3 separate regions of the Homo sapiens genome follow, and all the other regions are linked to region 1. Evidence: chromatin contacts called from ENCODE Hi-C or POLR2A ChIA-PET data. All regions are on one chromosome and are shown on one strand. The core of a region is the stretch at or near the end of the contact, and the rest is flanking DNA. Distances in the headings are between cores, read along the strand shown.

Region 1 (3,332 bases), core at 472-2,971:
TTTGGGAGGCAGAGGCAGAAGGATCACTTGAGGCCAGGAGTTCAAGACCAGCCTGGGCAACATGGCAAGACCCCATCTCTATAAAAAACAGAAAAATTAGCTGAGCGTGGTGGTATGTGCCTGTAGTCCCAGCTACTTGGGAAGCTAAGGCAGCAGGATCACTTGAGCCCAGGAGTTCAAGGTTACAGTGAGCTATGATAGCACCACGGCATTCCAGCCTAGGTAACAGAGAGAAATACCATCTCTCCAAAAAAAAAAAAAAAAAAAAAAAAAAACACCCAAAAATACCTAGTATGATTTAATGAATCACATAAACAAAATGTAAAATATAATTCTATTTCATTTTAAGTTACAGTTAAAATATACTGGGTGGAAATAATGATGAATGCTAGCTTTCAGAATTCTTAGCAAGCTGGTGGCAAGGCTTAGAGGGAACATTGTGAGAACTAAGTAGCTACTCTCAGGAACTCTGGCAGAATTCTAGGGAAAGACCACATGGAAACCGCAAGATGTGCCAATGTGGTAATGTCTTGTTTTCAGATTCAGTCGTCATAAAATTCAGGTAAATCTTCGATGTGTTGATGTTTCCATGTTTGCTTCTGCAAAGGGAAGGAGGAACTGAGGTCCTACCAAAGTGGGTCTTACCCAGCCCACAGCAGGCCAAGCCTTTAGGTGAAATGAAAAAGACCTCATAGTCACTTTGGAAGGATTTTCAAAATCTCATTAACAGCTGAAGGCGGCTTTAGACTGGAATGTCACACCTACCCAGAAGTAGAAAGCCAAATGGTAACTTCCACATTTGTGGAAGCTCTTAGACACAAATATCCAGCTTATTAGGCCTGCTCTGTCTGAAGGGATGCCCAACACACACAGAAGACCTCAAAATCAGAAAAAGTGCAAGCCAGCATCAGACTTCATCTCAATTCTGAACTGCAGCACACATCTTCCTACTTTTTTTCTAAGTGCTTATTTCCTTTTGGCACTTGACTCTAAAGAAAAAAATCACCAACTCCTAAATGGACTGTGGAAAAAAAAAAAAAACCCTCAGCCTTTTTGGTTTTGTTTTCTTCTGCTCAAAGGAAGTACAGAGTGAAATGATGGATGCTGAGACAAGACTGCTGGTGTTGTAATTCCACTTCCACCCAGTACTAGCTGACTGTCATCTTGTACAAGCTATTTAACATCCTCAACCTCTGCTTCCTAATTACCTCCCTCTCATAATCCATTAAATGGAGGTAATCATAGCACTTATTTTAGAGGGATAAATTACAGAATGCATATAAAATACTCGAAGAAGAGCCAGACACTTAAGGCTACTAGTTATTTAAAATGCAAAAAAAAAAAAAAAAAAAGGAAAAATAGTACAAAAAATATAAACCATGGTACAAATACCTACTAGATTCTTGTGACATTGGGAAAGTCACTGAAGCCTAAATTTGCTCAAATGTGAAATTACAGTCTGGAGGCCCTGACTGGATAATAGATCTCTGAGTTCTCAAATTTGCAAATACTGCTTAGCATAAAATCTCCTGCAGAAAACTTGGACGTGAACTGTATTTATCAGACTGTTTCACGTTTTCTGACTTCATTAGAACCTGAACCCTGACCTTTCAGGTGCATTATATGCAGAGTGACAGTTGTTGTTTTATCTTTTTCTGAGCATTACTGCATAAATGACAAAGAACAGCAAAGTCATACTGAACTGCTGCTGGCTGGGTTCTCATTGTGAGTGATTCACTCCCATAAAACAGCCTCTCCACACTTATGATTCAACATGTGGCTCAGCAAAATTAGAAATTACTACATGACACAGCCTTTTGAAGCCCCTCATGAAAACGAAAGATCTTCTGTGTGGAGTCTTTAAGTGGTAAGGATCTACTGATTCTCCTTTACTAAGCTTCCATGTCCTTCTTAAACTTGGCATTAGATGGAGACTACTGAATCTCAAATTAGTAATTCTGGGAACCACAGTAGCAAAGAGGAAGAACTTGAACAGCCTGAGACCAAATCAGGTATCAATAATAACTCTGTCATGTACCAGCCCTGTGTCTTTAGACAAGTCACTCAACCTTCCTGAACCTCAGTTTCTTCATCTATAAGATGGAACAATTTGTTGTAGGGCTGTTAGGAAAAGTAAAAGAGATGTTTCTAAAATGCCTAGTACAAAATATTATAATTACTATGAAATCTTGTGGTATCTCAAAAGTACCATTAATAATTATTTCAACAAATATTTATCGCTCATGTGTTAGACAATACACAAGACAATGATGAAAAGGAAAAATAGAGAATGTATGTTAAATACAATGTTCTAGATTACAATGTTAGAGAAGAAAGTTTATTAAACTGCCACATATCCTTTCATTAAGACTTCACAAACTGATTTATTAACTCATTATTAAGTTTGTTCTTCTATCATTAGATTTTTATTTTTAATCTCCATTATGGTCACCAAGATAATCAATGACTATAGTTATACTGTCTTTCCCAAAAAACATTTGCTGGAACTACAATTCTCCTCTTGGTTTTGCTGGCCTATAGGCTTTATTTGCTCATTCTAACATAGAATGGGGATTCCTTCTTGGGTAAAGGAAATACCCCTCCTTTATTGTTTAAAATATATTTTTTTTTCTTTTCAGAGAACTCAATCTCTTTCTTGGCCCTACCACTACCATTTTCCATGTAAATATTCTTCTATTTGGTTCTTTGCTTAACATTTTCCTTTTTCATGTTTGTCTGTAATGTCATAATTATCAGTATCAATGACATTGTAGGTCAGATGCTTGATGCAGCATGGCAAAACCTACATCAAACACTTCCAGAGTATGTTGATTGATATAATTACATAATTCCATTACAAAGAACACTGCCTTCAGGTCTATAAAATCTTGGGGTACAATTTAAAATTTTGCACTCTCTGAAGTTCTACTATTATCTTCATAATTATGATGTTGTACTATCCTAGTATGGGTGTGTGTGTGTGTGTGTGTGTGTGTGTGTGTGTATGTATGTATGCATTATTAATACCACCAAAAAAACTAGTTTATCTTCAGAGAGTTTATACAAAGTCACAGTTGATTTAAAAAAATTGAAAAGAGAGATTAAAGATATGCATATTCATTAAAATTCAAAACAATTAGGGTATGGTCTGTATGACTACTTTCAAAGAATATCTGAGGAACATTAATTAATGGAAAATTAAGTTAATGGAAAACTAAGTTAATTGGAATGTTAATAGGTATTTGACAAATGGATTCTGAAGTCCAAGTAAGAGAATGGGGAGAATAATGGTTATAAATAGTCAAACAGAGGTCTGTGCTGCAGAACACAGA
Region 2 (3,332 bases), core at 481-2,980, 380 kb before region 1:
CCGATTTTTTTTTTTAAAAAAAACCTTTTACTGTGAAATAATATAAGACTTGCAAAGATGTGGGGAAAATGGTACAAAGACTTCTTCTATGCCTTTCAAGATTGGTCAAATGTGAACAATTAACTACTTTGATTTATCATTCATCCTTTCTCCCTCCATGTGTGTGCAAACACACACACACTTCAAACCCATGTGGGCCAACACACACAGTTACATTTTTCTTGAAATGTTTGAGTAAGTTGCAGGCACGATGCCACCTTATCTCTAGAGACTTAGTGTGACTTCCTAAAAACAAGGACATCATCGTGCATAATCACAGTATAATGATCAGCATCAGGAAATAGGCGTGGACACAACATTATTATTCATTATTAAAAATTACTCATCTTCAGGCCTCATCCAAAGTTTGCCAGTTGTTCCAGGAATGTCCTTTATCTGGTCTGGAGCCCAATGTAGGATCACCTGTTGCATATAGTGATTATATTCCTTTAGTCTCCATTTATCTGGAAAAGTTCTTGGTCAGAGAAGTCATTTTTGTCCCTCTGAATGAGAATGGCCCAGCAAGGGTCTGTTCTTTAGTCAAGACATTATGAGGATGGCTGGTGGAGAGAGTGGCAGCTGAGGCCCCAGAGAACGTTCCAGGGACAAGTATTAGGAAGGACAGGGAGGAATGAGGAAGGGAGTACCCTGTTACCTTTATTTAAATACAGTTTTTAATTGGACTATGGAATATGAAATGAATGACTTTCTGTAGATCCTTAACAATGTCTGTGTATTACAAGAGTGGAGTTGGCTGGGTGCAGTGGCTCACGCCTGTTTTCCCACCACTTTGGGAGGCCAAGGTGGGAGGATCGCTTGAGCCTAGGAATTCAAGTCCAGCTGGGCAACATGGTGAGACCCCATCTCTACAAAAAATACAAAAATTATCTGGGCATGGTAGTTGTGCCTGTAGTTCCAGCTACTCAGGAGGCTGAGGTGGGAGGATTGCTTGAGCCTGGGAGGTCAAGGCTGCAGCGAGCCAAGATCGTGCCACCGCACTTCGGCCTGAGTGAAAGAGTGAGATACTGTTTCAAAAATAATAATAATGATGATGACCCAAAAGAGTGGAGTTTTGTGCATAGTTCTCTCTGGTTTGGCAAGCAGCTCATCCACAGGTGTCTGGGTACTTTGATGGGCCTGTTCAAACAACCTCTATGGCACCTGCACTCTGAGCACAAGGGACCCTCATGCGCTGTGGGGAAAGCATTTAAGGCTTGCTTCATCTCAGGGAAAGAGAGGACAAAGAGTCGGAAGAGGACAAGGGTTAGGGGAGATGTGACTTGGGTGGGGCATGTGCTGAGTCTGAGGTGGCCAGCATCTAAGTGGAGATGTCTAAAAGGCAGATGGATAAAATGGGTCTGTCTGTGGTTCACGGAGAGTCCTAGGCTAGAGAAACATCATGAGTTGAAATTGCCTAACACATTCATTTAATTGAAAAAAATATCACTCTCAAAGGAGTAAATATTATAGGAGCAAACTCAGTGATACAGAAACATGACCAGGCTCTCAAAAGTGAGCTCATATCTGGCTTTCTCTTTTTCCTTTCTCAAACAAAATCACCATATTCACTGCTCTGACAGGGAAACCTGGAAAACAGATGTCCTCCATGTGTGTTTCATTCAGAAATTCCCAGGCTAACAGTAAAAGGAGCTGCTGATGAAGTGGCGCCCTGCCGGTTTCACGCAGGGATCCGTGGCTGCCGGTGACAGTCCCTGCCGAGTGTGGTGAGGCCCTCTGGCTGGGACCCAGAGCCCAGCGGGCAGCCCCGTCTCCACCAGATCCTCCCCACGGGGGTGCTTCCTGCCCTATGAATGCCCCAGGACAGCAGGGCTCCGAGCTCTCTGTTCAAGACTGACTTTCCCAATTAAGCTAGAGTCCTTGTTCCTTTGTCAGATCATTAAGCATTTTGGTTAAATTTTATATTTTTAATTTCTATTTACTTATATTTTAATTGACAAAATTGTATATATTTATGGCTTACAATTTGGTGTTTTGATATATGTATACATTGTAGAGTGGCTAAATCAAGCTGTTTAACATTTGTATTACCTCACATGCTTATTGTTTTGTAGTGAGAACACTTAAAATCTACTCCCTTAGCAATTTCCTTTGTTTCTTTTTTCTTTTTTTGAGATGCAGTCTTGCTCTGTCCCCAGGCTGGAGTGCAGTGGCGCAATCTCGGTTCACTGCAACCTCCACTTCCTGGGTTCAAGCAATTCTCCTGCCTCGTCCCCCTGAGTAGCTGGGATTACAGGTGCCCACCACCATGCCCGGCTAATTTTTGTATTTTTAGTAGAGATGGGGTTTCACTATGTTGGCCAGGCTGGTCCTGAACTCCTGACCTCAAGTGATCCGCCCACCTCAGCTTCCCAAAGTGCTGGGACTACAGGCGTGAGCCACCGCGCCCAGCCTGCAATTTTCAAATATACTATATATTATTATTAACTTAGTCATCATGATATACAATAGATCTCTTGAGCAAATTGCTCCTGTCTTAATATTTTCGTTAAAATTAATATTTGCTAACGTATTGATATGGTTTGGCTCTGTGTCCCCACCCAAATGTCATCCTGAATTGTAATTCCCGTAATCCCCACATGTCAAGGGAGGGACCTGGTGGGAGGTGATTGGATGATGGGGGCGGTTTCTCCCATGCTGTTCTCGTGATAGTGAGTGAGTTCTCATGAGATGTGATGGTTTCCTAAGTGCTTGACAGTTCCCTCTTCACATGCGCACACTTTCTGCTGCTGCCTGTGAAGAAGGTGCCTGCTTCCCCTTCTGCCACGGTTGTAAGTTTCCTGAGGCCTCCTCAGCCATGTGGACCTGTGAGTCAATTAAACCTCTTTCCTTTATAAATTACCCAGTCTCCAGTATGTCTTTATAGCAATGTGAGAACGGACTAATACACTTATTATAGATAATAAAAACTTACTATTTCAAGTGTCTACTGTGATGTGCAAGCTTTGTAAAAATAAGTGAGATTAAGATAAAATATATTATTAAATATGAGAACTCTTTGTAGCATAGTATTTCCAACTTTTGTAAAAGCACCCCTCTATAAGCTTTGATATCTATAAGCTTTGTAAAAATCAGTGAGATTAAGATAAAATATATTATTAAATATGAGAACTCTTTGTAGCATAGTATTTCCAACTTCTGTAAAATCACCCCTCTTTAACAACTACAGAATTATACTGTGTTTAATGTGTCCAGAATTACACTATGTGTTCTATTAAAAATTATGAAGTAAAATTTCAATATTCCATAACCATCAGCTTTTGAAGCAAAACATG
Region 3 (3,332 bases), core at 381-2,880, 340 kb before region 1:
CCAAAAAGTGGAAACAACACAATACCCATACTGATGTATGGATAAACAAAACATGACTGTTGGATCACATTGAAATATGATTTGGCAATTAAAAGTAAATGAATTACTGATACAGGTTACAAAGTAGATAAGCCTTAAGAACATTATGCTAAGTGAAAAAATCCAGTCACGAATGGCCACATATTACATGATTCCATTTATATGAAATGTCCAGAATGGTCAAATTCATAGAGACATAAACCGGATTAGTTGTCACCTAGGACTGGGAGGTCATGGAAATAGGAGCATGATGGCTTAATGGGTCCAGTGTTTCTTTTATGGGGGACATAAAATTTTGTGATCCACACCCAAGTTGGCTGGCAGCTGTTTGTGTTGAAACAAGCCCAGAGGCAATGAAGAGACAACTCATCTATATTGCTTCCGTCACTCAGTGATGGAAATTCACATAATAATGGAATGCCACAATGAGAACAGGTCTGACATGGAAGACAAACTATTGATATAAACCCTCTTCTCCAGTGTGGCTATACAAGGGAATTTGTTCAACTGGTAATCACCTACGCCCACAGTCAGGCTGTGGGTATATAATGACAAGCAGAAATAGTTGCTATGGTTAAGAAAACATGGTCACTAGGATCAGAACTTGAAAAGGCTTAGTTGGATGACAGGGCTTGTGACATTAAAGCAAAATGACAACACCTGTCCTTGAGTAGTTATTGTACATTACCTAAAATGTATCCTGGGGATGAATGTGGGGCTTAGGCCCTAGGAGAATGGCTCTGGTCCTTCGGTAAAACAGTAGAGAGAGCTGGGGGAATCTGGCTGTGAAGGCAGTAAGTGGTCTGGCTCCAGAGGAGGGTCTGAGAACTGAGCATGGACCCTTCCTTCCCTCCTTGCTCCCCTCTCCTCTAAATCTCACCACTCCTCTTCGTTCTTTCTAGAGCATCCTCCCAGGGAAAGATCAGGTTGAGATAAGCAATCATCTAGGGCACAAAATTTAAGGGGACCGGACATGCATTCTTGGGTCTCTGCACAAACCCCGTGCACCTAGGAGAGCATATGCTGCCCTTGTTCAACAGACATATCTGGAAAGGAGACCTACGTGGGCTCTAGAAGCTGCTCGATGCTGTGGGTTGGGGTGTTGGGGTTCTGGGGTACCCAAAGATAGAGGGATGCAGGCATGGTGGGCATATCCCCTTAGCCCCCTAAAATTGTCACCTCAGTAGGTAGGACACAGCAGGAGCAGGCCTAAGTGTGCCCTTGAGCTTAGACTTCTGATGACTAAATTGGCTTGGCAGAAATACATGTGACTAAGAAATGCAAAAAGAGATGCTCTGCATTATAAGTAATTTGGGAAATTGGAATTCAAACAACAACAATAACTTAGCTTAGATGGGTTTAAACAGGGGAGGGATGTGGTCAGAATGCTTTAGAAATGAAAGAATCTAGTCCTTAAAGTAGCACCCAACTTCCTGGGGAAATGATTCAGATTTTAGATTTTCTAAAATACTGAAATGACAAAATCACACCAACAAGATTGCCTCTCTTGGTACGTTAAAATAGCACAGAATATCAGAGTACTGAAAACCCAGCATCGCCATCTCTAGGTAATGAGGGGGAGGCGCCCTGAGAGCAGGAAATGACATCTTCATCTCTGGGGAGGCCACAGAGCACAGCAGAGCAGCTGGCTCATTGTTGTCTTCTGAATGAACAAAATCAGAATACCAGTTCACACACAGAATCGTAAAGCTCCCACACAGGAGTGTAGAGGGTCCACATATAGAAACATTTGCTGTATAATTGAAGATTATCTGTGTCAGGGAGGCAGTGTGAAAAGAATAAGGGCCATACTGCCTCTTACAACTGGTGACTTCAACACATATGCTCTCTCCTGAAGGCTTAATAAAATGATAGGATAGTAGTTTGTTTGTTTAAAGGCAAGTCCTATAAACTGAAAAGGATAAAATGAATTGGAACTATTGTGGAGGAGTAACAAGAAAATTTGAGAAAATGGAAAAGAGATGCAGATGAGTGAGTACATAGCACTTAACAGGAGAGAAAGCTGAAACCTTGTATCTCTTGGGGAGAAACCCAAAAGAAGTCAGTGGGTTCATACCTGGGAACATTTCAAGGCTCCTTCTGGGTTAAAGGCCCACCATTTAGAAAGGTGGTGGTGTTCCTCAAGGCAGTGGGGTTGGCTCAGGGAAAGACTGCATGAGTAACAGCTGAGTTTCCACCCTTCACAATCATTCCACCTTGTCAGGATTCTGTAATTTGCTCCCTCAGCCAGAAGACATACAGGCACCAAGTATAGTTTAAGGAGGAAGGTGCATTTTGAAACCAGGTATGGGCCAGGCACGGTAGCTCTCACGTGTAATCCCAGCACTTTCGGAGGCTGAGGCAGGTGGATTGCTTGAGGCCAGGAGCTCGAGACGAGCCGAGGCAACATGGCGAAACCCTGTCTCTACTAAAAATACAAAAATTAGCCGGGTGTGCTGGCGTGCACCAGTACTCAGGAGGCTGTGGTGGGAGGATTGCTTGAGCCCAGAAGGCAGAGGTTGCAGTGAACTGAGATCCTGCAACTGCATTCCAGCCTGGGTGACACAGCAAGATCATGTCTCAGAAAAAGAAAAGGAAAAAAAGAAAGAAAACAGATATGTTAAGTAAAAGTCCATGTACTGAATCCTGAGCCCTCCAGCCCCATTCCCCTGCTGAGAATATGGCAGCCAGAGTTGAAATCAGAACATTCCTCAAAAACAGACCTGCTCAGGAGAAAAAGCCTAACTAATAATTACAGGCATTTGAAGTCTCATAATAGGCCACCATCTAATCACCCACCCATAGCACAGAACTTCCTATCCTCTTTTATAGTGCCTTGCTTCTAAGAAAGAAGGAACAGTCAAAGTTAGCAGGCAGTTAAAGACATTCTCCAAAATAAAACAGAAAGGAAGATACGAAGAAAATGAAGCTATTTGAGGGAAGCAGTGACACTGTAGAAAACAGAAGAAGAATGTTATAAAACTTATAATTATTATCTCCAAGAATCAGAGAAAAATCTTGGAAACAAGAACAGAGTCCCATAAAAAAGGAAGAATTGGAGAACAAAGAGAACATTTTAAAAGTTCAAAAGACAGGTGAGGAAAATTGAAGAAATTCCTTCAACAGAATAAAAAGAGAAAAATGCAGAAATTGAAATAAAATAATAAGAAAATTAAAGAACTATCCAGGCAGTGTAATAGCGATCTGATGGGAGTTTAGAAAGCAAGAACACAGAAAACAGAATGAGAGACCTTTTTAAAGGTGTCTTTTTTTTTTTTAAACTTTAAGTTTTA

Evidence for each region. Hi-C counts contacts between places; a loop is a spot of excess contacts on that map. ChIA-PET counts read pairs that join two places held with the same protein, here RNA polymerase II (POLR2A). Pooled maps may share reads with other maps.
Region 2: a loop to region 1 is called in a map of prostate gland, with 2.7 times the contacts of the local background. The contact joins two enhancer-like sites. A Hi-C loop is called at or near these places in 2 of 168 maps with a recorded cell type or tissue (heart left ventricle and prostate gland) and 3 of 50 pooled maps. POLR2A ChIA-PET finds 5 or more read pairs at or near these places in 1 of 52 experiments (activated CD8-positive, alpha-beta memory T cell).
Region 3: a loop to region 1 is called in a pooled map, with 5 times the contacts of the local background. The contact joins two enhancer-like sites. A Hi-C loop is called at or near these places in 6 of 50 pooled maps. POLR2A ChIA-PET finds 5 or more read pairs at or near these places in 2 of 52 experiments (activated CD8-positive, alpha-beta memory T cell and activated T-cell).

Annotation. Positions count from the first base shown.
Region 1 is chr9:77,818,755-77,822,086 of GRCh38, forward strand. All of the region lies in intron 2 of GNAQ (G protein subunit alpha q), which reads right to left. Among named protein-coding and RNA genes, the nearest start is that of GNA14, 170 kb to the left of the region's middle. Within about 2 kb of position 1,722, at least 4 of the 41 ENCODE cell types and tissues checked have a DNase peak (open chromatin) inside an H3K27ac peak, as active enhancers do.
Region 2 is chr9:77,438,566-77,441,897 of GRCh38, forward strand. The region is part of intron 2 of GNA14 (G protein subunit alpha 14); the gene reads right to left. Among named protein-coding and RNA genes, the nearest start is that of GNA14-AS1, 7.4 kb to the right of the region's middle. Within about 2 kb of position 1,731, at least 4 of the 41 ENCODE cell types and tissues checked have a DNase peak (open chromatin) inside an H3K27ac peak, as active enhancers do.
Region 3 is chr9:77,474,726-77,478,057 of GRCh38, forward strand. The region is part of intron 2 of GNA14 (G protein subunit alpha 14); the gene reads right to left. All of the region lies in intron 2 of GNA14-AS1 (GNA14 antisense RNA 1), which reads left to right. Among named protein-coding and RNA genes, the nearest start is that of GNA14-AS1, 29 kb to the left of the region's middle. Within about 2 kb of position 1,631, at least 4 of the 41 ENCODE cell types and tissues checked have a DNase peak (open chromatin) inside an H3K27ac peak, as active enhancers do.